3 separate regions of the Mus musculus genome follow, and regions 1 and 3 are each linked to region 2. The links are chromatin loops, found by intact Hi-C in ENCODE. Cell type or tissue: left cerebral cortex. All regions are shown on one strand. Each heading gives the region's core, and the rest is flanking DNA. Links, peaks and the distances in the headings are about the cores only.

Region 1 (7,911 bases), core at 2,374-6,373, 350 kb before region 2:
TACAATTCTTGCCTTTATTTTTACTTTAATCTACACATTGCTTAGGATTGAACCCAGGGCCTTGTATGTGTTAGGCAAGCACTGTGCACCACTCAGCTATATTTTCATCCGGAGAGGAGAGGCATTCCTTTTGAACTTCTTGGTATTTAAAGTTTACTCATTTTCTTTCGTTTTTTTTTTTTTTTAATTTTATAAAAAACAACATTTAATTGAGGCTGGTTTACAGGTTCAGAGGTTCAGTCCATTATCATCACGGAGGGGAACATGGCAGCATATAGGCAGGCATGGTGCAGGAGGAGCTGAGAGTGCTACATCTTCATCTGAAGGCTGCTAGAAGAATACTGACTTCCAGGCAGTGAGGCTAGGGTGAGGGTCCTAAGATCACGCCCACAGTGACACACCTACTCCAACAAGGCCACACCTATTCCAACAAAGCCGCACCTCCAAATAGTGCCACTTCCTGGGCCAAGCACAAACAAACTATCAAAGCGGCTCTTCCTATCTTATTTCACCCAGAAGTTTACTCGTGTACAAGACACTTCTCATGCAAACCATTCTTTTAATCTAGTTTAACATTTACCCATTTATTCTAGGTGCAACCTGCCTCATAAGTGTCTTGCTTATGCATCTATTTTTTCCTACTATTATACATACAAAAGGCAATACAGTAAGTCCTCAAACAAGCAAGTGCATATTAGATCCGGTTTGTAGTGTCTCTCTTATCAGCTAAGGCAAATCACATGGCTAAGCCTAGAGTTAATATGCTGAACTACACAAAGCCAGAAGATAACAACAGTTTAATTCATTGGGAGTGAGTATTGACAATCTACTACTTTTATTTTAAGGAGAGGGTCTTGTAATGGATATTTTTGGTTGCCAACTTGACTATATCTGGAATGAACTACCATCCAGAATTGGAAGGCACACCTGTGATCCAGATCTTGAGGCCAGGAGACATAAGTTTCTGGCCTGGATCTTGACATGGAGATCTTGAGGCATAGTGGCTATGAGTCCCAGGAGACTAAGGCAAGGAGATCTCTAAGTTCAAGGTCAGCCTGGGACAAAACAAGTCTCAGATCTAGTCGTGGTGGTACACATCTTCTGCTGGAGACCTACATAAGGACATAGGAAGAAGAGACGACTAGGACCTGGTTTACTGATGGCTCTGCATGATATGAAGGCACCACCCAGAAGTGGACAGCTGCAGCATTACAACCCCTTTCTGGGACAACCTGGAAAGATACAGGTGAAGGAAAATCTTCACAGTGGGCAGAACTTCAGGCAGTATACATGGCATTACAGTTTGTTTAGAAGAAGAAAAGGGCAGATGTAGGACTGTTCACTGACTCATGGGCTGTAGCCAGTGGATTGTCTGGATGGTCATGGTGTCTGTTCACAGCAGTAAAACCCTAACAAGTTGGTGCCAGGGACTGGGGTATTGCTGTGATAGGCCTGACCATGCTTTTGTTTGAAAGAATGTGGATTTTGGGGCTTTGGAATTGGAAAGCAATGGAATGCTTTAACTGGGGCTTAATGGGTCATGCTAGTAGGAATATGAAAGACTTTGTTGCTGAGAGTGATTTGAATTGTGCAGACCTGGCCCAAGAGGTTTCAGTGGAGAAGAATTTCAGTACACAGCCTGGAGACTGTTATTGTTTTGTTTTGGTGTGGTATTTTGAACATTCAATGCAAGTTTTATAACGGACAACATTTAATTTGGGCTGGATTACAGGTTCAGAGGTTCAGTCTATTATTATTAAGGCAGGAACATGGCAGCATCTAGGCAGGCATGGTGTAGGAGGAGCTGAGAGTTCTACATCTTTATCTGAAGGCCACTAGGAGAAGACTGGCTTTTAGGCAGCTAGGACTACGGTATTAAAGCCCACACCCACAGTGACACACCTACTCCAACAGGGCCACACCCACTACAACAGGGACACACTTTCTACTAGTGTTACTGCCTAGGTTGAGCATATACAAACCATCACAGGTCTTTTTTTTTCTTTTTTAATTTTTTGAGACAGGGTTTCTCTGTGTATCCCAGGCTGTCCTGGAACTCACTCTGTAGACCAGGCTGGCCTCGAACTTAGAAGTCCACGTGCCTCTGCCTCCCAAGTGCTGGGATTAAAGACACGTGCCACCACTTCCTGCCACCATCACAGGTCTTACGTAGCTCACATTGGCCTTGAAGATGCTATGTAGCTAAAGCTGGCTTAGAACTCCTTGATCTTCCTGCCTCTGCCTTCCAAGTGCTGGGATTACAATTGTGCATCACCATGCCCTGCTTAACAATGTACTATTAACACATTTAGGCAATGACTTATAAGTGTATCCATCGGGTTCTGAGAGAAACGGAACCGTGTGTGTGTGTGTGTGTGTGTGTGTGTGTGTGTGTTCCAACAATGGCATCTGTATGCTGCAAAGGTGGAGAACCCAGAAGCCACTCAGTACTGTAGAGGGCACCGGTAATCACAGATAAGCACTGGAGAAAGTAGGAATGTTAATCACACAGCGTTGTCTCCTCAGTGGAGAAAATGTATATGTTTTCCACCAAGAAGGCTGAGAATGTATGTTGTTAATAGCCTGGAGATCTTTGCTATCTATAGGGCTATCCTAGATTCTTTCTCCCTAGACCTCTCTTTGTTTCTCAGTCAATAGAACCCATCCTTAGAGGAGGTGTCATGTGCACTTCATAACCTGGTAACCTTTGTTCTATCTGTATGACCAAAAGCACACCAGATCCTAGGCCCTTAAGCTAAACAGCCCATCTTCATGGTCGAGGTCACATGAACTTTACACATTAGTTTCAGTGTAGCTTTAAGCTTTATTGTGCAGGTGGGATTGGGATAATTGTTACCAAGAAACTTTTCCAAAATTGTACTTTATTTAAATAAGTCTAAAATAAACTGGTCTGGTGTCAGACTCCAGAAGTCTGAATCAGCACCAGCTGACTGCTGGCTGAGCTGAGGCTCTGGTAGTTCATTTCCCTGCTGCTGTAGAGCTTGCAGGACCCTCCCCCCCCCCCCCCCCCCCGCTCCCACAACACACACACACACACTGTACATGAAGCTGGATTTGGCCACAGTCCAAATCTGGTGCTTGGGACTTGGAAGAGTCCTGAAGGGTTTCTGGTTGTCATTCCAGCTCAGAAGGCTGTAGAAGGGAACAGTGGTGTCAGTGGAGGGCAGCAGTAGGAACAAAGGTGGACACGTTCTCTGGTAAGAATTGAAGGCAGTGTAAAGAAGCAATATGGGAATTTCAGAGTTTCGAGGAGTCCTCTTCTTCTCTAGGCCACCCGGCAGAAGGTGCCACCCACTCTAGGGGAGGGTCTCCCCCCCCCCCCCAGTTAGCCTCCCCCCCCCCGTCCCCCCTCCCGTTCACTCTTGAGGACATTAATTTTAACTGAAGGGTTTATAAAAGTACAGCTGATTGGACTCTCCGACATACTTTAAATCATCTCTGGATTACTTATAATAACCAATACAGTGTAGGTGCACGGAAATAGTTGTTACACTGTTCCATTAACGGAATAATGAGAAAGTCTGCAGATACATCTTTTTTTTCCAAGTACTTTTGGTCTGAGGTTCATTGCATTTGCAAGTTCAAAACCACAGCTGTGGGACTGGCTGTGCTGTCTTACGTGCTTATAGCACATTCACTTCATGCAAGGTTCTGAGCTGCAGCAGTGGTTACGATAAGGAGGGGATTTGGATCTTGATTACACTTGAGTAGATTTATCGTCTAAGCAGATTTATTTTTCTAAGATAGGGTGCCTAAGTGTCCTCAGATAGGTTCAGATAAAGCAGTGATCTTCCTTACAAAGAAGGGAACGTTTCATGAAGGAGGTGACATTTGACCCTGGCCTTGCAAATATCTAGGATCTGGGCAAGAGGGATGAGTCTCTCCTCCGCGTGGCACCAAAAGAGGGACATAAATCCCCAGAGACCATTCGATAAAGGTTTATGACATTCTCGCCCTGGCTCCAGAGTTGACAATCTCCAAGTAAACAGCTGTCGGGTCAGGGAAGAGTATTCTCCTCCCCAAATCTTAAGTCTCAGCCTCACACCCTCCTCTTTTTGGGACGGGTTGAGCCGGCCCTGCCGCCTTCCCCAGGGTGCTGCCAGAGAGGGCGTTTCAGCGCCGCACTGTCTGGCCTCGGTGGGCACTCTCTGGCTTGGCGAAGGGTGCGGCTCTTTGTGCTTCATGTCCCGCAGGCCTGGGCTGGGTGCGGTGACCCCACGAGGCTCTTATCCATCCGGCTGCTCCTCCAGGGCCGTCCGAACTCCAGATTTAGGACGGTGCTTCGGAGAGCAGTGCGGGAGCTGCACCACCCCGCCGGGCATCCAGCCCTGAACTCTATTTTGCTGCTCTCTGCCGTGCATTTAACACAGGCGGATGCCGTCTGACGGGGTAAGCACCCCTTCCTTTCCTTGCCACGCAAAGGAGTGGGTGGAGACTCCAGGATGAGCTCCCTCCCAAGCGGCTATGCGCCTGCGTGGCCCCGCCCAGTCCCCGCCCAGTCCCTGCCGCCCCGCCCTCCTATCCCGGGCTCCGCCGCTAGGGGTGGCGGCTGCGGCTCGGGCCTGATTGTCACGGCGCGGTTGCTTTGAGGGCGCAGCAGCCCTACCGAGTGAGGCCGGCGTGAGGCCAGAGGGTGGGAAAGCGGTCGGCGGCGGAGGGCGGCGCCGGAGGAGGGCGGCGCGCGGTGACTCATCCCTCTGGAAGATCAGACACGCTCGCCGAGCTCGCCCGCGCCGCCGCTCCTCATCCGGGAGGCGCCCGCCCGCCCGCACCGCCCGCCCGCTCCGAGCTCCCGGCCCGGCCGCGGCGCAGAAAGTTTTCCCGGGCTCACGGCCTGCGGGAAGCGGAGCGGGCACGGCTGGGAGGCGGTCGCCGCGCGGGCCCGCCGAGTGCATGGTGTCGGGCGCCCGGGCCGCGCGTCAGGAGGACCCGGGGCGGGGCCGGGCTGAGCCCAGCTCCTGAGCCTCTGTCCAGCTGCGCCCCGAAGCCGTCTTCCCTTGGGACCGCTGCGGGGGTCGCGCTCCAGCGCCATGTCCCGGCTGCTGCCGCTGCTGGGGAGCCGGACGGCGCGCAGCCTGAGGCCCGGCCCTGCCGCCGCGCCCCGCCTGCCGTCCTGGTGCTGCTGCGGCCGGGGACTGCTGGCGCTCGGGGTTCCCGGCGGTCCCCGGCTTCTGGGCACACACCCCAAGAAGGAGCCCATGGAGGCGCTGAACACGGCGCAGGGCGCGCGCGACTTCATCTACAGCCTGCACTCCACGGAGAGGAGCTGCTTGCTCAAAGAGCTGCACCGCTTCGAGTCCATTGCCATCGCACAAGGTAAGCGGGTGGGGCCGCCTGGGAAGACCTACTTCTCAGACCCCTGTCGCCTCCCCACACTCTGCCCCGCTCCTGGCACGGCCGAAAGGGGAAACTTTCCACCTTCCGAGTGTCCCCAAGACAGGACACGAGCGGATCGTGCCAGGTAGTTAGGGCCGAGCTTGGCTGGTGCCTCCCTGGCCGTGGAATTTCGGAGCTTCATCCTGAAATGTCAGCTGCCTCTCAGGGTTGTGTTTTGGTTTGTCCTGTGCCTCCTCTCTCCAGCCCTCCATTCCCTAAGCCTTTGGTGTCTTCCTGAGACCGTGTACCCATGCAGGTGGCATGCCCTGCCTGGTCTAAGAAAGTGCCAGGAACTGGGCAGGCAGCCGGAAACTTTCTTGAAGGTGTGTGGATGTCCCCTCCCAAGATGCTCTTGGTTTGTTATATTGCTTCTCACATTTGGTTGTGAAATGGCCCAAGGAAAGATTGTATCGAGCCAGCAACTGAGTGTGTACTGGAAGTCTGGAGATTCAAATTGAACTCCAGAGTTTGTTTCCTTGGAGTTTGAAAGAATGAAGTGAGTTTTTGGGTGGTTGGGGCTAAGAAATCTGTGACTTGAAAATGAAAAGCACACTTCTACTTAAAAATAATTGGGAAAGGATGAAAGGAAAGCTATTTTTAAACAGACACGTTAAGATAGGATATTTTTAAAACAAGTGCGGAATGTGGTAGGTCAGAATTTGAGTGTATGTGAAAAGGCATTGAAAAGATGCAAAGACTACAATGGATTCAGTCTTTAAAGTTTTTTTTTTCTTGCTATGTAAATTCTGTTGTATACACAAAAACACAGCTACTCTTTATGTGACATTTGGATGTGTTAGGAAGTTTTTAAATAGTTGAAGTTGGTAATATAAAGTATTATGTAAACATTCTGTAAGTTCTGAAGTATAGAACACTTCAGCACTGATTCGGAACGTGGCTTTCAGGCATCTTGAAAGGTTGCATTTGGCCTGTGCACGGGAGGAAAGCAAGCTCTTGCCTGATATTAGATTACCTTTACAACTTAAGAGACTTTTTATTGGTTGTATCCTTTACTACTCTGATTTTTTTTTTCTCCCCAGTTTAGGGGATTGTGAGCCACTATAAAGTAATGGATAATTTCAGGCATTGCTTACCCACAACACTTTTTCAGGAAAATGCAGTATTCCAATCAATTCAGTTAGTAAATCACAACATTACAGAAAATCATAACCGAAAACTAGCATACCTTTAGTCTATGTGTGGCTTAAAAAGACTCAAATTCTGAAAAAGTTCTCTTTGAAAACAATATAGACAGGCGTATCTTAGAAAGTCAGTTTGTGTCGCTCAGGTGAGGCTGTAAACGTCATTTTCCCTTTTCTAAAGCGAGGTCTTGGAAATTCTACATTGTCAACATGGTATAAGATTGGAGGATCCTTTGAATATAATTTTATAGCAGTTATTGAAATGCACGTTTTACAATATCAATACCTGACTTGCTAAATTTTATCTATTTTGCACATACCAGCAGGGTATTGGGTAGGAGTGTTAGATTTTCTAATGAAGACAGTGTTTTAAAATCTAAGATGGTTTTAGCTATCCTTGGAAGGACCTAAAACCTCAAGTCCATGGAGGTCATTAGCATCAATAAAACTTAAGGATCTAAATTATTTGAGGAAGCCGTTGGTCATTTAAATGTATTTGTTCAGGAAAAAACAAAGAGAGGTAAATCTATAGGAAACAATTTGGCGGTTTAATGTCTCCCCTTTATAAGCTAAAACACTTCAAAGTTTGGACATCTGTCTTTCTTTGTTGATGCTTCTGGCTAGCTTCCGAGTCAGTGACACTTAGAGGTGCTGCTGCGTCAGTTTTTAGCGTGCCTTGGTGCCCACTTAAGTTTTATTCCCAATCACGTAGTTAAGGGGATAACTAGACTTGCTTAGTATATTACCTTGTTCACCAATTACATAAGGTAAAAGGACCTCACTGCCCTGGGAATTCTTGTCCCTCATACATACTATTCTAAAATCAGTGGGTTTCTTGGTTTGTTTTAAATGAAAACCTCTCATGTTTTCTTTACCCTTTTCAGCATTCTTGTTTTTCTTCTTCTTCTAATACTTTCATCACTTATTTGTGTGTGAGCATGCTACTGCATGCTTGTAGAAGTTAGAGAACAACATATGGGGGTTGTCTGGTTTTTCCTGCCAACACACTGGATCCAGATCATCAAACTCAGGCCCTTAGGCTTGGCGACAAGTGCCTCACTAGCAGGCCATGTCATCCATCTTAATTCTGTAAACTACCAACTAAAGCACTAAATGTAGAGTACTAGCTATACTTTCTAATGACATATTGTCCCTGGGCAAGGGCTGGTTCTTACTATAGGAAGCCTGTGTGTCCTTGGAAAGGTGCTTAAGGTTATCCTGGGAAGCATTCAGGCTTTGATAAAACATTACAGAAAGGAAAAAAAAATCATCTCTGCTTTGAAATGGGTCATAAGATCTGCTGAAATGTGGCACTCAGTTCTTATCTTTCTCATGTGTCTATCAGCAGGCCTGTGGTAGAATTTGTGACAAG
Region 2 (7,911 bases), core at 1,493-5,492:
TGAAGTCCTGGTGCTATTAAAAATGAGCAGGACGGATGCTGATGCTAGCTAAGAAAGCTAAGGGTGGGCAAGCTTTCTCCATATTCCCTCTCCCTTCCCAGACTGCCAGCCAGATCTGGTAATAGCTGCAAGACTGTAAGGGAAGACAGACACAGGTGCAATACCTGAGCCACTGAAAACCATGGCGCATCCTTGCCTTGGGCTGTGACCTAAACCCTGATGTGAGATTGTCACCCTATATATGTCCTATATATGTCCCCACACAACCTGCTTCCCCTCCTAAAAGAAACCCACATTCTGTCACTCTTGCCGAGTTTTAGAATTTAAAATTTTAAACTTTTAATATTTTATTCTTTTTTTTTTTTATTATATGTAAGTACACTGTAGCTGTCTTCCGACACTCCAGAAGAGAGAGTCAGATCTCATTACAGGTGGTTGTGAGCCACCATGTGGTTGCTGGGATTTGAACTCCGGACCTTCGGAAGAGCAGTCGGGTGCTCTTACCCACTGAGCCATCTCACCAGCCCTTAATATTTTATTTATTGGATTATTATTTGCTTGTCTGTTTTCATGACAAGGTCTCATTGTGTAGCTTTGGTTGTCCTGGAACTCGCTTCTGGGTTAGGGATGGGTTGTATTCATTTCTCCTTTCAGCTCTAGAACCCCATGGTCAGACCCCTGCAGGCCCTGTGCATGCTGCCTCAGTCTCTGCAAGTTCATGTGTGCCAGCCCTGTTGAGTCTAGAAGGCCTTGATTCCTTGGTATCTCCCATGCTTTCTAGTTCTTGAATTCATCTGCCTCCTTTTCCTGAAGAGTTCCCTAAGCCCTGAGGGAGAGATTAGAGCTGAGTGTCCCAAGGTCTCTCACCCTCTGCATATTGTCTGGCTGTGGGTCTCTGCGTTTGTTCCCATCTCTATGTAACAAGAGGAATCTTCTCTGATGATGGCTGAGCGAGGCACGGATCTAGTATAGCAGAGTGTTCTAGGGAATCATTTTATCGCTACATTCCTTTAGCAGAGCAGTAGTATTTGGTTGCCCCCTAGGTCCTTGGGATATCTAGCCTCAGGTTCTTGGCTACTCGAGCAGATGGGTTCCAATCTCATGGAGTGGGCCATTGGTTGGTTACTCCCATAAGCTTTGTGCCACTGTTGCATTAGTGTGTCTTGCGGGCAGGTCATTCTTGTAGATTAAACAATTTGTAGCTGGCTTAGGGTTTATGCTTCTCCTTTAGGGGCAGGCACAGTGCCTTCCAGTACCATGAACACCAGTCTATAGGGCTGGAAGCTCTAGGTAGGCACCACTTCAACATCCCCATGACTGACAGGCTGTGTAGGTGTTGTCTTCAGCAACAGAGCCCTACTGCATATATATGAAGAGCTTCCAATAGTCTTGACAATAGCCTGGGTCCTTTGGGGGTTCCCATGGGACTCCTTGGCCAATAGGTCCATTTACATGTAACCCACTCCTGGTAGTGTGAGCTTCATTTAGCAACGAGAGATGTCCAGTTAGGGCTCTGTTTTTCCTGTTAATTGTTGATTTCATTTAAATCATCTTCATATATGTACATTAGAGGACACTTGTACTGTATTAGGTTTCCATATCACTCCTCAGATGGCCCTTGGTTGTAACTGATCCTCCCTCATATTCCTTCCCTAGCCACCCACCCCCCCAATTCTCTCCCACTCCTGATTTGATCCTCTCATTCTAGTTCCCTCATTTTATACATCCAAAATCATATATGCTCTTATACGGTTTAGGCCCCCCGTCTAAGGATTGTACTGCCTACAGTGGTCTGGATCTTTGCCCATCAATCTAAAGTCAAAAAAAAAAAAAAAAAAGCTACATATCCATGGCTACCGGTCAAGCCAATGGAAGCAATTCTGCAAGTGAAGTCCCCTACACCCAGGTGTGTCAACAGAATCTAACTGTGACATCCACAGACACAATATGATGTGGACAGTTCTTCACTAGGGCTCTCTTTCAAAGTGACCCTATGTTGTGCCCAATTTACAATTAAAACTAGCCATCGCAGCTGCAGTAGATAATTGTGTGAAGGTTTTGTGTGAGCGTAACCTTTCATTTCCCCAGAATAAACGCCCAGGGCTGCCAGTGCTGGGTCACAGGTTAACCGTGTCTTTAGTTTTGGCAAACTCACCTTTCCAAAGTGGCTGTCCTAAATTTCTACCAGTAACATTGGAATGGTTGTTTTTCGTCCTTTCCAGCATTTAGCGTTGTCTCTAATTTTGTTTGTGAGCGTTCTAAAAAGTGTGTAGTGCCCTTTCCTAATGGGTTTCATTTGTGCTTCCTAAACGGCCAGTTGTGTTGAATGTGTTTCCACAAAGGCGCTGCATAAATGTGGAACGGAGGATGGCTGCTCAGTTGGACCTGAGATAGTGAATGTTTGGCAAGCTCTGCCAGGTTTTCTGAGCCTCCGGCTGATGATGGGGGTTTGGGACCAAATGAATGCACAGAGGCTGCCACACACTGGAAGGTTAATTGTCCCTTTCCTGCCATTGCTAGCCCTCCCCACTTCAAAAGCAATGTCTTCTACTCAAGACTGATTGGCACCATGATTGACTGGTGAGTTGGTGCCTGGTGTTGTTAATTCTAGCTAGAAAATGGCTGTAATTTTAGGTTTGGGAACATTCTGATTTACATAGCTAAAAAAGAAATCTCTTTCTTGTTTTCATTTTTAAGCTTCGTTTATATAAGGAAGCAGCTGATGGGTGTTACATTGTCAAGCAGACAGGCTACTGTTTACTGCAAAAAGCCTGCAAGACATTGAACGGGACAGTGTCCAAGGTGATTTCATGCATTCTGTCACTGCGAGAACTAAAGATGGAGACATTTTTCAATGGTACCAAAGGTTAAGCCTCCTTTGGCTGCAACCTCAAAGCACCCGGCTTTCATGTTACTCCTCTCTTCCTTCGGAAAAGTTCTGCACACCCAGCTGATTAATGGTTTCTGCAAAGCCTTTGTTGAAGTGGGGAAACTGCAAGCTTTGCAAGATTGCTGTCCAGGGCTAGAGACCGGAACTAGGATAGGGCTCAGAGGCCCCCTAGAGGCTGCTGCAGACAACAGACACACGACTCCATTAACACACAACACACAGGGATGGGCTCTGGGTTCTGGACTGAAGGGGGATTTCTCTTGGCAGCTTTATGCTTCTGTGTCTTTCGAGTTATCTGCAATTACTTTTACAATCCTAAAAGATATTTGGGTTTTTTTTTTGTTAATTCTGCTCATTTTGCTCAATTTACTAGGATATAATGTGGTTCTAAAAACAAAACAAAACAAACAAACAAACAAAAACCAAACCTGCTGCCCTTTGTACTGACTAGAGGTTGACACATAAGCACCCAAAGCTACTACTCCTAGCATTTGGGAATGGGAAATACAGAAAGGAATCTGGTTTTCTAATGAAATGTGGCAAAGCACCCAGTAAAGGGAAATACCTCCCATAACGTAGTCCTGATGTTCAAAGTGACTATTGGAGACACAGCTTTTGAGGAGGTAGATAATCACAGTTAGACCAAAGTGACGGGGTGATGTCCCTCCTTAGCAGAGGAGGAAGCAGATTCTCATCTGTCATATATGTACCATATATCTATAGATAGACAGATTATCTATCATCTACCCATCAATTATCTATCTATCATCTATATATCCATCATATATCTATCTAGATCATCTATCATGTCTATCTGTCTGGATACCATCCATCCATTATCTATCTTTTATCTTTATCTGTCATCTACTATCTTTCTACCACCTATTACTTATCTACCATCTATAATACATCTATCTACTGATCTATCACCCATTTATCTATTATCTAACTTTCATTTATCTATCAATCATCTAATATACCTATTTACCTATATTGCCTATCTATCTATCCTCTATCTAACTATCTATCCTCTATCTATCTCTATCTCTATCTATCTATCTATCATCTATCTATCTATCTATCTCTATGTCTATCTCAACAGTCCTGTGCAGATGTAGTAATAACATAGCCCTCTATAAGCCAGGAAGAGAGCCAGTCTCATCACCATGTTGTTTAGGCTATGAAGTCTGAGCTCTTTTGTTATGACAGCACTAACAGACTAATACACATACTGTATCCACTACCTTCACCCCAGCACCCACAGCTACTTAGAATTTTTTGTATCCAAATCATCATTTACTCTCATTTTGTCACCTTAGTAATTGTTCCAATGTCACCAAGTCCTCACTGGTCAGTGGCTTTGTGAAGTCAAACAGGTCCTCCAATAGCACTCCTCACCAACTTCCTGTAGGCATCCATTCATTCACCCGTGAGTGTGAAACATCTACTATGTGCCAGGCAGGATTTGTGCTTACATTCCATAATAACGTCTCATTGAACGTGTGGTGTTCAATTGAACTGAAGCCAAGGCTGCACCTGCCGTGGTGACCCACTTCCTCACAGTGCTGTCTCATCATAGGTCTTCCGTGTGCTCTTCCCTTCTCTAAGCTGTCCTTCCTACTCCCACCTCAAGCTTTCGTGAGCTCACAGCTTGGCACACTCAAGCTGTGTCCGTATCCCTTCTCAATGGAGAAGACGCTGAGATTCTTGATGTTAATATAGATGGGATTTTTGCTCTTATGCGATTTACTTAATGTTTGTCTTACGATGATGTTCCTGAAACACGTGGACATGGAATCCTCGTGCCGACAATCCTCCGACAGTTTTTCAACCAACATATTAAATGGATACCAGCAGCTCTGTAAAACCATAAAATCCTCTTCCGCAGCATTTATTTCCTGTGCCAGGCAACGGTGCTGTGCAGGGAATGCACTGCTGCTCGCTCCAGAGGGGGCCCTGCCCGCCATTCGGGAGGTCGTTCGGTTTTGCATACAGTTCGCTTTCCCCCCATTTATCATGAGCAGATTCCACAGACGCTTCCTGCAGAGACTGGAGCCCAGATGACCTGCGGCCACCCGAGGACATCATCCTGAGTTCGCTGGGCTTCTGTCCCCAGCCCAATTGCACTCTCAAAGTAAAAGAGCCGTAGTTGATGTCAGCAGGCTTACCGCTGAAGTTATGTTCCTAGAGATGGTTGTAAAACAAAGGCAGCTGGATATAAATTTTTAGATTGGCACTAAAGCAAAAACAAAAGCAGCGTCGCTTCTCATTTTTCACGAACCTCGACAGTATGTCCACGTCCGTATGGGGACATCATAGCTCACACTGAAAGACACTCTCTGTTAGCCACCCAAAGCCCCAAGTCACCGTCTAAATTCTGTTTTCTTAAGAAAGCTCTTCAAAGAATGATATTGCTTGGGCTGGCTTGTTGCTTGGACAGGAGAAGCGGGGACCACATGATCCAAGGGTGGTGATAAAAGTACAAATAGTGATGAACCCAAGCAGTGACACCGACAGAGCCAGTTTGAAGTGTGGAAGAACTGTAGCATAATTAAGAATGAGCCCTTGACCATGTGGCCTCCAAGTTCGGCTCTCCCTTCCTGTGGTCTCAGTGATCTTTGCAATGCTTTGGAGACTATGCTGTCCTCCGTTTTTGCTACTTGGGTTAGCTAGGTTTGCCTCTACTCTTTGTAGATGTAAAAAAAATCCAAATAGATTCATAACATCAATCCCCCAAATTCTCCATATCAACAGGCACAGAAAGCCTCAGGGGCGGAAAGTGAAATGAGGCGACCTGGACATTAGACAGCACAGGTAAACTGAGGTCGGGGCTCACAAACAGGTCCTGGCCGTGTGAGGTTCAGAACCATACTCTTGGCACATCCACCTCACCAAACAGCTATCCAAGAAACAGGTGAACAGTGAGAAGGGTTCCCTTCCACATCCTTGCTGTCAACCCAATGTCAATCATGACTCGGGGACACACATTAATGTATAACACAAACACCTCTATTGTTGTATGGAACAATGTTTTTGCACATACTAAAGCATTCTTTCTACCTATCTACATTGTGGTAGTCTGAATAAGAATGGTCCCCATAGACTCATATTTGAATCCTTTGTCAACAGAGAGAGTGGCACTATTAGAAGATGTGACCTTGTTGGAGAAAGTATATCATGGGGTGAGCTTTGAGGTTTCCCATGCTCAAGCCAGGCCCAGTGTCTCACTTTCTTCCTGCTGCCTTTGGATGATCCAGACGTAGAACCCTCTGCTCCTTCTCCAGCACCACATCTGTCTGCACACCTCCATGCTTTGCACCATGAAGATAATGGACTAAACCTTTAAACTGAAGCAAGCTCCAATGAAATATTTCCATTTATAAGAGTTGCTATGGTCATGGTGTCTCTTCACAGTGGTAGAACCCTAGGATACACAACATGGAATAAGCTCCTTGTCAGTCACCCTATGCCATTCTGAAAACCAACTGCATGGATCAAGGTAGCCATTTGGTAAGAGGAGAAACAGTCAAGTATCAGATTAAAGTTCTTTGCCCAAGGTTACATGATGAATCAGTTAGGATAGGATATGGAATACATTGCAAACAAACATCAAAAGTTGGTAGCTAAGGAAACAAAGGGTCCTCCCTCATGTCACTTACATCCATCCATCCATCATCCATCCATCCATCCACCCATCATCCACCTTTCATCCATCCACCCATCCACCCATCATCCATCCATCATCCATCTATCTATCATCCATCCACTCATCATCCATCCATCATCCACCCATCATCCATCCATCATCCATCTATCCATCATCCATCCACTCATCATCCATCCATCATCCACCCATCATCCATCCATCATCCATCTATCCATCATCCATCCATTTATCATCCATCCATCATCCATCCATCATCCATCCATCATCCATCTATCCATCATCCATCCACCCATCCACCCATCATGCATCCATCATGCATCCATCATCCATCTATCCATCATACATACATCCATCTATCATCCATCCATCCACCCATCATCCATCCATCATCCATCTATCCATCACCCATCCATCACAGGTTGGCAGGGACTGCAGTCCACAGTGGCCATACCAGGGGACATAGGATGATGATGTCATCATCAGTGAAAGTGACAGAGGTCAGGTGGTGAGAAAACTGCACTGGCACTAGGAGACTGTGCCCTGGAAATAAGGTCTTCACTGGTATCTACATCCTACGGGATGAAGCAAACCATGGGTCAAGTCTGACCTCAGGGAGGTGGGAAGAACACCAGACCATGCATCAGAAAGAGGAATGATGCTGAGATGCCTAGAAGGAGTGGCAGGGAGGAGCTGGGGTGCATACAACCAAGATGCATTGTTTTCATAGATGAAATTGTCAATGAATAAATAATAAAAGATAGTCTATCTTAAAACAAAGAAAGGGATAAATGGGGTGTCAGTGGACACTGATGGAGTCACCACCCAGGTTGTGCTTGCTCAAGGATGCTCACTCTCTCCTTCTTTCCCTCCCCTCCCCTCTTCTGTCTCTCCTTTCTAACTCTATACCTATCTCAACCTCTCTCCCTCTCCTTCCCTCTGCATTTCTCTATGTCAATTAACCCTTTGATAACCAAAGAGGTAGAAAGAGAAACGCAAGCTCAATCCCTGGTCCTCCACTCCACTCTCACGTGGAAATCTGTACAACTACATGGCTTGTCTTTAAACATTGCTCAAAATGCCAACCATCACACAAACGTTGGTTCCACCATGGCTTAGTTTTCAACACCAGTCTCTCAGGGGTGTTCTGCATAAATCATTATAAGATGAATTCCCCCCAGACACACTGAGTCCTCTTAAGTCAGTTTTGCTTTGAAGAAGTTCACTGATTTGGATGTTCACTGGATCTTTCAAATGGATGATGGCTGCTTTGAGTGCATTCAGTTTGCTTGATTACATTTCCCAAGCAAAATGCAGTCACCTGACAAAATCTTTACAGGGTAGTTCTATTTGGGAG
Region 3 (7,911 bases), core at 2,374-6,373, 110 kb before region 2:
TTAAGTGCACTCATACCTTTGAATCATACCCCAGTCATTTTTAGGAAAGAGAAAACAAATCTAGAGGACCTGTGCCCAAGAGCCGACTTCCATTTCAGCCATTTGGAACAACTCTATGAAATTTTAGAGAAATTTAGAAATTGAGCTATTCCGTAAGGAAATGCAGGTGTCCCTGTGGACTGTTTCGTTATTTTGCGTTTGAAATGTACTGAACCAATATAACCATCAAAATAGGAGGCAGAGCGCTTTTATCTGGAGGTGGATGCTCTGCGCTGCTCTCTCTCCCCTCTCATTTGGATTTGGTACTGAAAGGAGCATCCATCCCTTCTATCTGGTATGAAACCAAAGGTAATGGATAGTCTTCCAGGCACAGGGCTTGTTGGTGACAGACAGGAAGCCCCAATGCCTGCCTCGAACCTTCCATAGTCTCAATGAAATCCTCATGTCTACTGTTGAACATTACCAGTCTCGCTACTTAATAGACTTCCAGAGAACAAATAATATAGGAGAGAATCACCACACTCAAGAGCCAATGGAGCAGTAAACCCATGCGCCTCTCCAACACCATCCCCCACAAACGTGGTGGAGGAAGTCTGTCCACACCTGTAGGATTCAAGAAAGAATCCGTATTTGACAGAAGTGAGTATGATGCCTTTTAAAGATCATTTTTAGAAGACACCAGAAAACCTTCCTCACAACTATCCTTAAAATAGATACTGTTTAATCTTTATTGAACATGAGTTTAAATTCTCTTATGCTTGAAAACCCCTCGAGGTTCCCACCATCAACATGCTTGCTTGGACAGTTCTTGTGATAGGGGACATGCGTTTTACTCTGTTGAACACTCTGACTTTATGAGAAATCAACAATCTATATTTGGCTTGATTTTAAATTTTTCTCCTTCCATCCCCAAGCAAATGCTCGCCCTCTCTGGGAAACTTTCTTTCTTCTCTTCCCAATGAGCTTCGCCTGTAGCGTTGATTACCTCATCCACAAGAAAGTGGATTTTCTCCACAAAGTTCTGAGCTTCTCGGATCATCTCATCAAGAGAGAGCTTCTTCTTCTGTTGCCGAATGACCCCTTCAGCCTCGTCGGCCATTGCCTTCTAAAAAAGGACAAGAATTGTGGTGTAGATCTTTCCGGAAGTCTAGGCAACAGACCCTGCCTTGCGCTGGATCGTCCTGAGGTGTTTGCAAGTCCCACACTAAGGCACTACTCTCTGGACTGGCTTTGGGTCTGACATCGTGCACATTGACTATTGAACAGAAATGACAAAGGAGTTCGATTCACTCATCTCACCCTCTCTGGAAAGCTTTCTTCCCCATATCCTCAGTGAGCTTTGCCTGTAGAGTTGATTACCGAGTCCACAAGAAATCTACCACAGTAAAGACAGTAGGTACCATCTCTGCCTTGGTAGATAGATGAGATGTTTGAGACCTAGGAAGTGCAGAAGCGTGTCCAGACCATGTGACTATGAGACAGTCGCTGAACTAAGCTCCCTGGTGCTTAATAAGAACTCTAATAACAACAGCTAAGCTGTGTTGAGTTATTACTCTATGCCTGCAATTTTCTTTCATTACTCTTCGTAGTGACCTTCTGAGGTGGGTACCAAGATTTCCATTTTAAGGTGAAAAAAAAAAAAAAGCCACACAGCTCCTGGGCCCGATCTCCAGATCAGTCCAGAATGTATGTCCCTTTCTCAACTTAGAACTATGAAGGATGCTTCCAGCCAAAGGTGCCATCTGAGAAACATCTGCGTTAAATGCCAAACACCATCATTTTATAACCCAGACATGGTGGTACACCTCTGTAACTCCAGCACCTGGGAGGGAGGCCATCCTCAACTACATAAAGAAAGTTTGAGCTCAGCCTGGGCTACATGAGACCATGCCAAGAAAGGAAGGATTAGAGGATGTCCTTCCCAGTGAGGCATATGGGATGGGGAGGAAATCTGAGAGTAGGAGAGAGGACTAGTTAAAGCCAGATGTCAACTTTGAGATGCCTTCATGCTTCTGCCTTTGGGAGATGTGGGATCAGCCTTGTGTTAGGTATTGTAAGACATGGAGGGACATGGAGGAGGAGGGCACAGGGAGGGACAGAGGAAGGGAGGAAAGAAGCAAAGGCAATACTTACTTTTACTCATTCATTCCACCTATACTTACAGGATTTGTTTAAAAATAAAAACAGTCTTTACAGTACCTTCTAAGGCCCTGTGAGCTGGCTGTGCTTTTCTATCTGTCTCATAGCGTTCTCTCCTCTCCCACTGTGCCCCAGACTCATGGCTCCTCAAGAGATCCTGGGGCATGCCAAGGCTGCTCTACCCTAAGGCTATAACACACAGATCTTATTGCACAAATGTTCTTTCTAGACTTCATGTAGCTTCGGTTTAAACGTCGCCACGGAATTATAGGTTGTCAAATATTTTCCTGTTCTCTGTGGGTTTGGCGAGTTTCCCTTCATAATCACAACCTAAGATTATTTTTATGTCTGTGTCGTTTGCCTGCCTGCATTCTGTCTTCTCCTGTCCAATCTGCAGTTGGACAGGGGGTTCCTGCCTTGTCCTTATCCTGAACAACCATTGTGACATACGGTACCTCCTGGGCACACAGAGGGTAGTAAGTAAGTTCAGAATGAATAAGCAAGGCCATTTATGGATTCCTCAGGGACAAACACTAAGAACTTTCAGCTTTGTGTTCCTAGCACTTTGTCTGTGCCCAACATATAAGAAGCCTTCTGGTAATGCTGACCAAAAGAATGAATACCTGCTGTCTGCCAGGTACCGAGAACACAGCTGTACACTATGGTTCTTTTGACAGTTTTGTGAAATGAAAGCAATATATACAAATAAATGTATAAAGCCTCATGAGATCAGACACGGGGGAAGCCAAGCTTCCCGGAGGATCTCAATCTGACCTGACCCATATGGAATCCATCAGTCAGTAATTAAACAAATGACAGCCCTGACAGAGGGAGCAGTCACATGTGCAGATATACAAGCAGCAAGCGTCCAGCTGGTCAGAACACAATTCCAGAGTGAGGGCACACTGCAGGACAAGGCCACAATGCTAGGTCATACACTGTTTGCTCTGCATGCCGTGCAAAGGGAATCCAGACTTTATTAACATCGACAAACTTCAGTGATTTGCTAAGAACAAGTAATCACCTTGCATTTTGTTTTAAAAGCCATTTTGATTCTTGAATGGAAGATAAGCTAGAGGAAGTCTACTGCAAAGTCTATACCAGAGGTTCTCAGGGGCTCGAGTAGTGAAGTAAGTTCTGGAATGCTTAAGGGGGAGAATCAACAGGATCTAGGGTTGCACGGATGGTTTAAAATGAGGGATTAAAAAGTCACCATTGATCACAGGCTTGTGGTTGAATCAGTAAGTACAGCTGGGTATCCCAATACAGGAAGGAGAAGAAAGTTGGGAAAGGTGTAGATCGGTAGAAGATACTGAGTGGGAAGTGTTCCAAGACATCTGGTTTCCTTTAGGAGGCAAGAGATACTGCCCTAGAGACAAGAGACGTGAGACTAAGATGGTGACGTTTTATTGGCAACTCAATTAAATACCTTGGGCATTGATGAATCACAGCTTTGAGTAAGTACGTGGGGGGGTTTCTAAGGAGGAGAGAAGAGCTAAGCCTGAATGGCTGGGCTGGTCACTGTCATCTGCTGAGAAACCTAATCTGAATAAAAGGGAGGAAGCCCACCGAACATTGTCATCCTTCTCTCTGCTTCATGATCTATGAGATGGGAAGTGCCTCAGCTACACACTCCCTCAGCCATGCACACCACCACCCCTGTCCTGCCATGACTGAGCATTAACCTTTCAAAGCCCAGCCGGAATAAACCCTTTCACTGTGGTGAGAAGAGTAACAAATACAAGGCACTATAAAGACACTGATGTTGTGGACTTGGTCCAGCCAGAGTTGGTAGGCAAGAAGCAGGCAGAGCTCTGCCGAGAATATGCAATGGAGTCAAGGCATAGGCAGCATAGTCAACTAGAGGACCAGAGGGAGGACCAAGCAGGAAGACCTGGAGGATGATGGAAGCCAGCTTCCGTGAACATCCTAGGGGACAGGCAATAAATATTCTAGAAAGAAAGATGAAGGAAGGGTTTAGCTTTAGCCTCTGGACTTGGATTAGTTAGGGTTTTAAAAAAATTGATCTTTCTGAATCCTGATCATATCTTTTAATCCCCCTGACACAAGTCAAATATTAAGAGATTTCTATTAATAGAATTATCACAGCGTTGCCCAAATGTCCCTTGTGTGTTATTGGTGGGACTTTACAGTCAGATATTTCAGGGTCTGTCTGACTTGGGCTGGCATTTTTCAGCCATCACTCATTCCACAAGGACTGAGCATCTGTAAGGTATCTTTAAGCATCTACAAACACCGTGCTAGTAGGCAGGGCACAGAGGGGCATCAGTAGCCACCTGTCCTCCAGAAGTCTGGCAACCCTTAACCCGGATTTTCAGTGGGGAGAGAGGAGAAAATTGTTACTTCTTTTAGCTTCTTGTTTGTGGGACAGACATCAAGGTGAAAGAATCTAGCAGCCTAGCCTTGAAAGGAAAATGTGTGTGCATGGTTTATCTGCATGTGTAATGACGGCTGGGGCCAGAAGAGGGCAGCAAATCTTCCGGATCTGACAGTTGTGAGCCTCCATGTGCTAAGACTCAAACCCAGGTCCTCTGGAAGAGCATCTATTTTTCCTAAATGCCCAGCTTTAGCAAAGTGCAAATTTCGGAAGAAATCAACAAGGGCAGGGGACTCCATGTGAATAAGAAGTTGAGCTCCTGGACTTGTAGCTCATCACCATGAATCTCCAAGAGATGAGTTCCTAGCCAACACACATTCTCTTCCACTGCTGTTTCTACCTCACAGAAAAATATGTCCTTTAAACCTTGTCCTTGTCTGCCCTGCGACCTATGCGGCATCTGTGAGGTTTATTTTTAAATCACATGCTTTAGCTGTGTTCAAAATATAAATAGGTTTGCACATACCAGCTCTTGCCAGCAGAGCGTGAGTCGTTTCTTATCTAATGCAGTTTGGTTCAGCGTCTTTGGCTTCTTTTCTGCTTCAGAGATAAAAACTCTGAAAGAGAAGATCCGTTTTGCAGCTTGCTTAGTGAAAATCCATTTGTGTGATTCCAGAGATTTGGAGAAAAAAAAATCTACTCTCTGTCGCACAATGAAAAGTTGGTAGATCCACAAAACCCAGGTTTTTAAATTTAGGTTCAAACAATGGTGTGCTAATTGTTTCTAACTAAGAAAAAAATTGAAAATGATACCCAGGCCCTGCATTAGTTTGAGATTTTCGAATTCTACTTCATACAAACTCATTGTAACTGCTATCAAAGTTCACTACAAATTTGCATGAAATAATACAGTCTTACATATTTAAGACACACCAATGCTTTTCTGAAATGTTACATATAGAGCAGATCTTTTAGAATCAAGACTGAGATATGTCCCCACCTTCTTGAAGAGTAACATTTTTGGAGATGAAATTTCAAATGTGTTTAAAAAGGAAAATAACAATGGCTATGAATAAAATTCAAGAAGAAATATAAATGAACATATTATCTTTACTGATGATTTAAATGATATTACAATTAATGAGACTTCACTTATAAAAGTAATGTTATCCACAATTAGTGGTGGTAAGGGGGAGTATAGAAAGTGTGGGCTATTGTAGAAATAACTGGTTATTTATTGTTTACAAATACTTGATAGAACTGATGTATGTTTTAACACGTGCATAGTTGGATTAAAAAATTACGGTAGAGTTCTTGTCCTTTGGAAATAGTGGAATGATCTTTTAAGAATATATTTATAGAGTATTTGCCATGGTGTTAGAATAAATGGAATAATGAACTATTGTTTAAGATACATTATGATATATCCATGTGTGAAGTTGCCTGGGATATATTACAAATGTAGGAGCAACTGCTGGGCAAATATCTGCAGCCATTTGGAAGAAACGATGTATTTTATGAGTGTGTATGTAAGGATATGTGTCTGCAAAGGCAGGGAAAACTAGTCCAGGAGGAAAAATTTAACCTCTTTTCTCTGAAAGTAGGAATATACAGAAAACTGAAAATATATCCATAACAGGACTGTGAATATGGAATCTAGATGCACATATTATACAATAAGCGTGTGGTCCTTGTGTGGTGAAACAATTACAAAGGAAATTTACAAAGGAGAATCTAGGATGGGAGACTCCACCCAGGCTCTGCCTGGTACCTTTTGGAAACCTTGTCACACTCTCTTTGGGGATCCTCTTAAAACTGCATTTCCTGTTCCTTTTTATAAAGAGTAAGATGGTCATATTTTGCGTTGGGAGTACTCTTGTTGCATCCCTGTGATTACTAAAAGTACAGGGAATTCCATCCCACTCTCTGGGATGGACCAGCCCAAGTAGACATGTTAGCTGCCTAGAGTCTCTCCTATCACACAGAGACTAATGGAAATACATTTTTTCTGCATCAGAATTGGGGTGAGTGATGCAATGTTTGCCTTCATTCATTCCCACCTCACAGACCCAGCCTACCCTCTGGCTGTGGGCAGCCGGGTCACCTCTACATGATGAATGGCTTGCCCTTGTTGTAGAGGTGGTCTCAGAAGACCAACTGCTTGTCGAAGAAAGGTTCAAGCAGCGAGAATTCCAATCTGACCTCCCTCGGGCCCAGCCTGCTTTCTCAGACCCGAAGTTCCTGGCTAGAAAACTACCGTTTTGATGACGGACACATGCGGGTGTCCTTTCAGTTGACTGAAAACTTGAAGAAAAGGAGGGACAGTTAATTATCACCCTCAAGACCTCCCGGAATATGGAAGTTATTGAGCTGTTACTTGCTTGCCGATACTTTGCCACATGAGGTGTGAGATTATGACGCTTTTAAAAGGTGTTTCAAGGGAATTGTCACTGGCCCTTGGTTCACATCAGGACTCATGCTTAATATTGCTTTGTGCTGAAAAGATGTAAGCAGATGAAGATAGCACAAGTGACATATTTATTTCTTTGCTTACATGCATATATATATAAATACATGCATATGTATATATACATACATATATACATGCATACATACACACACATGTATATGTGTATGTGTATATGTATATGTATATATGTATATATGTACACACATGTAGCAGAATATTGGGTATTCCTACTGCCTGTCTACTGGGTTTTACCTTTGATATAATTTAATCTCCACTCACTTTTTAGTAAGTCTATTTTAGCAAATTCTTATTTTTGCTTGTCTTGACTGAGTTAGTTTCAGGATGGTCCAAGTTGCTCCCATGGGGGCAAGCTGCCTCCAAAGGCCCCAGAGAGCCCTACCTTCCATTTATCCTGCTACAGGATCCCCTTGCTGTTAATGTGACTTGGTGTTAATGCTATGAGGATTTTTTCCCCCTTGTTCCATGTGTATCTGAGCAGTGGGTGTGTCCCGTTTTGGCTTCCCCCTCCCCTTGGCTTCTTAGTTGTTTTAAGAGTGTTGCTAACTGATAGAGCACTGTGACGAGCTCATCCGATGCACATGAGCGTAGCTGATTTCTCAAGGTCACTAAAAGCTGAGTTCCTCGGAGCGCATCTCTGATGACGTCACCCACCTGCTTTGCGTGATGAAGTCACGGAGTGCAGTCTTCATCTTCTCTTCTGGCGCCTCCTGGGAAACCTTGACCAGTTCCCTCACTTCTTCTATGCCTTCTTCCTGAAGACAAACCACAGAGCCATGGGACTTGTATAGACACCATTGATTGTCACATCCCAGAAACAACAGCTGGCTATCTTAGTCTCTGTGGTTTTGGAGACCGGAAGTGCCCCTTTACCTTGGTGAACTTGGCCTGGAAACACAGCTGCGGCGTTCCCACTTTGATCCCTCCTTTCCGTAGGACCAGATGC

What was found. Hi-C counts contacts between places; a loop is a spot of excess contacts. Peaks named below come from ENCODE experiments on the same cell type or tissue, not always from the same donor. Only the 100,000 strongest peaks of a DNase experiment are listed, where the experiment ranks them.
Region 1: a loop joins it to region 2, with 5 times the contacts of the local background. A loop is called at or near these places in 5 of 42 quality-filtered maps.
Region 3: a loop joins it to region 2, with 4 times the contacts of the local background. A loop is called at or near these places in 33 of 42 quality-filtered maps.

Annotation. Positions count from the first base shown.
Region 1 is chr15:58,820,269-58,828,179 of GRCm38, reverse strand. Tmem65 (transmembrane protein 65) reads left to right here and starts at 4,753. Exons shown (of 7, transcript NM_175212.4): 1 at 4,753-5,337. The coding sequence starts at 5,052. In left cerebral cortex, for the core only: a CTCF peak has its summit at 4,557; DNase peaks (open chromatin) are centred at 4,547, 5,205 and 5,662; H3K4me3 peaks cover 2,531 bases; H3K27ac peaks cover 1,832 bases.
Region 2 is chr15:58,467,678-58,475,588 of GRCm38, reverse strand. No RefSeq gene overlaps it. Among named protein-coding and RNA genes, the nearest start is that of Fer1l6, 38 kb to the left of the region's middle. In left cerebral cortex, for the core only: a CTCF peak has its summit at 3,091; a DNase peak (open chromatin) is centred at 2,933; H3K4me3 peaks cover 461 bases; H3K27ac peaks cover 618 bases.
Region 3 is chr15:58,575,058-58,582,968 of GRCm38, reverse strand. It overlaps Fer1l6 (fer-1-like 6 (C. elegans)), which reads right to left. Exons shown (of 41, transcript NM_001370912.1): 15 at 7,620-7,720; 16 at 5,004-5,094; 17 at 986-1,105. Among named protein-coding and RNA genes, the nearest start is that of Gm36451, 18 kb to the left of the region's middle. In left cerebral cortex, for the core only: a CTCF peak has its summit at 4,631 (motif pointing right); DNase peaks (open chromatin) are centred at 4,670 and 4,949; H3K27ac peaks cover 294 bases.